2 separate regions of the Homo sapiens genome follow, and region 1 is linked to region 2. Evidence: chromatin loops called from intact Hi-C (ENCODE). Cell type or tissue: GM12878. All regions are shown on one strand. Links, peaks and the distances in the headings refer to the core of each region. The heading gives the core; the rest is flanking DNA.

Region 1 (2,918 bases), core at 282-2,781, 330 kb before region 2:
TTTACATTTTTAATCAAACTGGGGCAATACTTTAGTGCAGTGGTCTTCAAACTTTTTTGACCACAACCCCACAGTAAGAAACACATTTTTATTATTGCATCCCAGTTATAGAAGTCCCATGAAACAATACCTCTTTTATGCACTTTGGTATTTTATTTCATTCTTCGAAAAATGTGGTCATAATCCATTAATTTTACCACTGACTAATGGGTTGCATCAGGCAGCAAGCCATTGGAAAAAAATAAATAAAGTTCTCTCTGGAACTTGAAGAATAAGGAAATTTGAGTGAAGTCAAGTTTGGAACACTAAAGACCACTTTAAATTAGATGTGGTGGACTTATCTAAGATTTTGACTATATTATAGCAATGAATAACTCGGTGAAAATAATCAAGAACAACCAATTTTCCAGAAAGACATTAGCCAAGAGTGTGACTTCTTTTCTCAGATATACTTTCTGGAGGATCAGAAAGGGCAAGAACCTGACATTTGTATCATGCTATAATTGCATACATTCGTTCACCCATTTACCAAGCACATTTAAAGCACGACCTCTGTGCAAGACCCTGTGCTACGGGCATTGTGGACACAAAGGTGAGTTGAGTAGAAATCTGCTCAGAAATCTTACAACTGGTAGCTACTGTAAGCGTCAGTTTCCTTGTCTAAAAAAAGAGGACAATAATTCCTGCAATGGCCTGCATACTCATAAAATTGTTACAAAAATGAAATGAGAATAATATATGTAAAGTTCCTTTGTAAATTATAAGGGAACATTACTAAAAGCAGTTGAATAGTGAAGTGTTCAAAAAATTTAGATTCATATTGTTTCTATATACACTAAGAAATCATTTGACAATTTGTTTTTCTCTTTTCCCCTGTAATCATTAATTTATAATGACTCTAGATTGGAGTTAGATTATTTTTCTTAAGATTATTTTCATTTGTCTGAAAGCTTTAACTTTATCAAGTAAAATCTTGCTGATTAAGCACTAGACTTGTGGATGAACACATTTCATTTTCCTCTAGTCTTGGCTGTGCTTCATGTTCACTGGATAATTTAAGGTGATCCCACTGGATAATTTAAGGTGATCCTGGCACTTCAGCCTGGGTGACAGAGCAAAACTCTGTCTCAAAAAGAAAAAAAAAAACTGTGGGGTGGGGGGGAATGACTTTTGGATAATATAAAAATACTAAATAATATGCACAATGATTTAGAGAGGCCATTCGAGATAGAAGTGGGCTGCCCAAAAGGGTGATTAAGCCCTTAGTTCCTTTGGCTTGTTGGCTTCTCTTAGTCCATGTTTTGCTTTTTGCTGCCACCTGGTTCAGGGATAGTTCTTTCTATCACTACCAAGTACTCAGCCTGAAGTTGTGGGGCACGAAAAAAAGCAAGTTGGTGATAACGATTTCAAAAAGGCAATTTAAATATGTTTACCTCATTCTTGAAGTTCCTTCTTTGTTGTTGAATGGGTTTGCTTTTTCTAGTTTTCCTTCATCTTTTCTGCAACTCAACTCACTGCTTATATGTGCATGCCACCTAGTGACAAAAATTGGCCCTGCCTGCTTTTTAGGGAGATGAAGTGTTTTGTATCCACTGTTTAGGGGAAGGGAGACAGGTAGAGTAGATTACACACTGAGGAAACTTTAGAATGGGTCCCCTGGGCTAAGTGCGGTAGCTCACACCTATAATCCTAGAACTTTGGGAGGCTGAGGTGGGCAGATTGCTTGAGCCCAGGAGTTTGAGACCAGCCTGGGCAATATGGTGAAACCCCGTCTCTATAAAAAAATACAACAATTAGCCGGGTATGGTGGTAGGTGCCTATAGTTCCACCTACTCAGGAGGCTGAGGTGGGAGGATCACCTGAGCCCAGGGAGGTCGAGGCTGCAGTGAGCCAAGACCACGCCACTACACTCCAGCCTGGTAGACAGAATGAGAACCTGTCTCAAAAATAAATAAATAAGAATGGGTCCTCTAATGGGGCCAACGAGAGGCTCCCTGTGGTTGAACATGAAGACATAGACCTGGTAAATGCACAGCAAGTATTATTACATTTTTTTATTCCTGGACTCTCCTGCCACTCCTCAAGCTTCTCAATAAACTTCCATGTAAAAACAAAACAACAAAAAACAATAAAAGGCTTTGTTTCCCCCTCGACAAGGTGAGAAATCTTAAAAATAGGAGAGAAAGAGAGCAGGTAGATCTGGGAGGGTCTCTCTGGCATGCCTTTTGACCCCCTTGTCCCTCTTCTCCTGGGACCATTGTCTTTCTTATCGCATGTCTCCAGTCTGCCGAGGCCTTCCTCCATCCTGGCTCACCTTTGCTCTGTATTTAATTTTCAATGTGTCCTCTGCAGCCCCTGTTCTTTGCTGAGACTTTGCTAGATTCTCAATTTTATCATAGAATACTCCTACCACTTGAACTAAAAACCTAACTTTCTTATGAGGGAAATGTCAATGTAATTACACAAATATATCTGATAATCCATGATAATTCACAACCCTTTTGAGCAGACGCTGCTGTTTCTCTTCTCTTGTCTGAGGACCAAGAGGCAGGGTCGATGTGCTCCTAGCTACCCACTGCCTCATCCTCTTTTTCAAAAAGCCTTTTTTTGGCTGGGTGCGGTGGCTCATGCCTATAATCTCAGCACTTTGAGAAGCCAAGGCGGGTAGATCACCTGAGGTCAGGAGTTTGAGACTAGCCTGGCCAACATGGCGAAACCCTATCTCTACTAAAAATATAAAAATCAGCTGGGTGTGGTGGCGTGCGCCTGTAATCCCAGCTACTTGGGAGGCTGAGACAGGAGAATCGCTTGAACCCAGGAGGCGGAGGTTGCAGTGAGCTGAGATTGCACCACTGCACTCCAGCCTGAGCAACAGAGTGAGACTCTGTCACAAAAAAAAGAAAAAAGAAAAAAAAGGG
Region 2 (2,918 bases), core at 100-2,599:
TCAGCTACTCTCATGGCAGATGCAGAGCCAGTGCCACTCAACTTCAAGACCTTTGGGCCTATATCCTTGTGAACTTTTTTTTTTTTTTTTTTTTGAGATGGAGTCTCAGCCGAGGTTGGAGTGCAATGGTGCAATCTCGGCTCACTGCTACCTCCGTCTCCTGGGTTCAAGCAATTCTCCTGCCTCAGCCTCCCGAGTAGCTGGGATTACAGGTGTGTGCCACCATGCCCGGCCCTCAGTGAACTTTTTATATTCTGTGCCCATGAAATATTTGTAGGTTGAGGGATTGGTATATATGAAGAACAAACATAAAATAATAAGGGATGGTGTTTTTTAATAAATGTGGAACTTGGATAAACAAACCAACATTTAGCTAACATCTCCTTCAGGAGTTTTACTACAGTGATATTTTCCTTGGATAGTTCCCTTTTACATTTGTCTTCAGAGCTGGTTTAAGGCCACCTAAGATACATGATCTCATGATTCTATAGTAAAGACTTATTAAATAACAACAACTATAACATATCTCCTGGTCCAGGTTCATGTAACATGCCCATCAATCCGGAACCCAGCATACACCAGGGCCCAGGCTGGCACATTCATATTCTCAGCTTTATTTCCTACATTGCTCAAGAGATTTGGAGCTGAATGGCATTTGATCATTTTTAAAAACCAAATCTACCCTCTATGAATGAAAATTTGCCACCACTTCTGTAACTCAAAAAAACTGACTCAGGCTCTGGAAGAACTGGGTCTTGGAGCCAAACGATCTCAAGGCTTCAGGCAATAAATCAACAATGCCTTTCCACTAGGAGAAAGCTTGGGGCGGCAGCTACACGATTAATTAAGGAGTTACTGGGAGGGGCTAAGTGCGGAGTGGAATGGAAGGCACAAACCCCTTTTCTCCGAAGGCAGGCAGGGAAGGCAGATTTGAATAAGAGGTTTGTTAGTTTATGAAGAGAACTGGAGACCCAAACTCTTTCCCAGCCAGGAAGAGCAGCTTTCACCCTCCTCTACAGAAAACTCCATGGAAATGTCTCCCGTGACAGTGCTGGCGCACACAACCATCTCTGACCACAGACCACAGACCACAGACCACAGAGGAACTGGCCCCGCCCAGCCTCCCCAGGGGAGGCATCTTGGGTTGTGCAGCTGCGAGGGACTCTTGCAACCTGCCCCTCCCGGCTGCACACTTTGTGCGGGAAGATTGTTAGGCATGGGCGCCCTCTGCTGTCCGCTCAGGGGCATCACATCCCGGAGAAAGCCGCTTCCAGGAGGACTGAGAGGGAAGGGACTTTAAAAATTGAAAACAAAAAGAGTAGTTTGAGAAATGAACTTCAAATAGACTCAGAGGAAAGGGTGCCCTTAGCCAGATACTCACTCAATGGAGTGTTTACTTCAGACTCGGGAAATGGGCTTAGAAGAGGAATCTCAAGGGGGAATGGTTGGAGCATCCCATAGAGAATGCATGAAAAGGAGTCAGGTTCAGGCTGGGAAAGAACAACCTCCTCCTCACCTGTCAGCCACCCCACTAGCTAAAGGGGACACAGGTATGTAACTGCCAATTCACCGGCATCACATACAAAGCCGAAGGCTAATGCCACATCAGGACTGGTTCTTCAAAGCGGGTGACCACTCTGTACAACAATATTGTTCCCACAGCAACATGACAGTCAGACCTCTTTCCCACAGGTAGAATTTGAGATATTTGAGAATGGCTAAATGCGAGCTTTTAATGGGGAGATGTTTTAGGGAAATTTTCTGTTGTTCTTTTCCTGGTTGTCATGCAGAGTACAAAAGTGCCAGATCAGCCCTTCCCAAATTTGCAGAGCCAGATGTGGGTGTTCACAGCAAGCTGAAGTTGCAATGCCCTTAGGAGGAGCAATGCTGATGGCAGGTGGCCCAGTGGAAGGAGCAGGGGACAGGGAGTTAGAGGGCAGGTGAGTTGTCTGACCTAGGCATGTCTCTAAACCTCTCAGGCCTTCAGCTTTCTCTTCCGTAAAATCAAAGATTCTAACCAGATAATCTCTAAAGTTCCTTCTACCTCATCAAATCAATAATGTCTTTTAGAGATAGATTGACATTCTACTTCATTACCTTACATGAAAGCAGGAGCTCACCCTAAGCTCTGGGCACTGGTTTCAGAGAGAACGCTGAAAAAGTCCTATTCCTTAGAAAGCCCAGGATCTGAAGGATAAAACACACAGATTAAAAAATTATTAAATAATTATGAGTTGAACACCTGCTATGGGTTTAGTGTGCTGTTAAAGGATAGATTTATAAGCCTGGGCAAGATAGCAATACCCCATCTCTACAAAAAATACAAAAAACAAAATTAGCCAGGTATGGTGGTGCACACCTGTATTCTCAGCTACTCGGGAGGTTGAGGTGAGAGGATCTCTTGAGCCCAGGAGGTCAAGGCTGCAGTGAGCCGTGATTGCTCCATTGCACTCCATTCTGGGTGACAGAGTGAGACCCTGTTTCAAAAAATATATATATATAGATTTATAAAGATGGTTTCTAATCCCAGGTGAGCAGAATTGAGTTTATCTATCTCAGTTGATGGCAAAACAGACCATCCAATTTACCTCTTTTGTTTATTCTTCTCCTGTCATCTGCTATCTCAGATCCAAATCTTCCCCAAAGATTCCAAGTTCCTATTTTTTTTCTAGTGGGTCCTTGAAAATCCACCTTCCAAAGGTTTATTTCTATACATGACATCCATGGAAATTATATGGTATTATTTTGTTGTTTTAAAACTGTATACGAATGACTTTTTTGGTATCAGTTTCATTTTATCCATTCTTCTTTGTTTCTCTCATTACTGTGCTTTGCCATCCATCAGCGATGCTCTGTGTAACTCTGGCCAGTTCCTTTTAATTGCTGCACAGTGTTTCAGTAAACACGTAGATGGCTGA

Evidence for each region. Hi-C counts contacts between places; a loop is a spot of excess contacts. Peaks named below come from ENCODE experiments on the same cell type or tissue, not always from the same donor. Only the 100,000 strongest peaks of a DNase experiment are listed, where the experiment ranks them.
Region 1: a loop joins it to region 2, with 4 times the contacts of the local background. A loop is called at or near these places in 7 of 110 quality-filtered maps.

Annotation. Positions count from the first base shown.
Region 1 is chr1:165,716,704-165,719,621 of GRCh38, reverse strand. No RefSeq gene overlaps it. Among named protein-coding and RNA genes, the nearest start is that of ALDH9A1, 20 kb to the right of the region's middle. RefSeq lists an enhancer at 1,464-1,513. In GM12878, for the core only: a CTCF peak has its summit at 1,535 (motif pointing left); a DNase peak (open chromatin) is centred at 1,512.
Region 2 is chr1:165,391,380-165,394,297 of GRCh38, reverse strand. No RefSeq gene overlaps it. Among named protein-coding and RNA genes, the nearest start is that of LMX1A, 36 kb to the right of the region's middle. RefSeq lists an enhancer at 863-1,072 and a silencer at 1,183-1,232. In GM12878, for the core only: a CTCF peak has its summit at 1,226 (motif pointing left); a DNase peak (open chromatin) is centred at 1,117.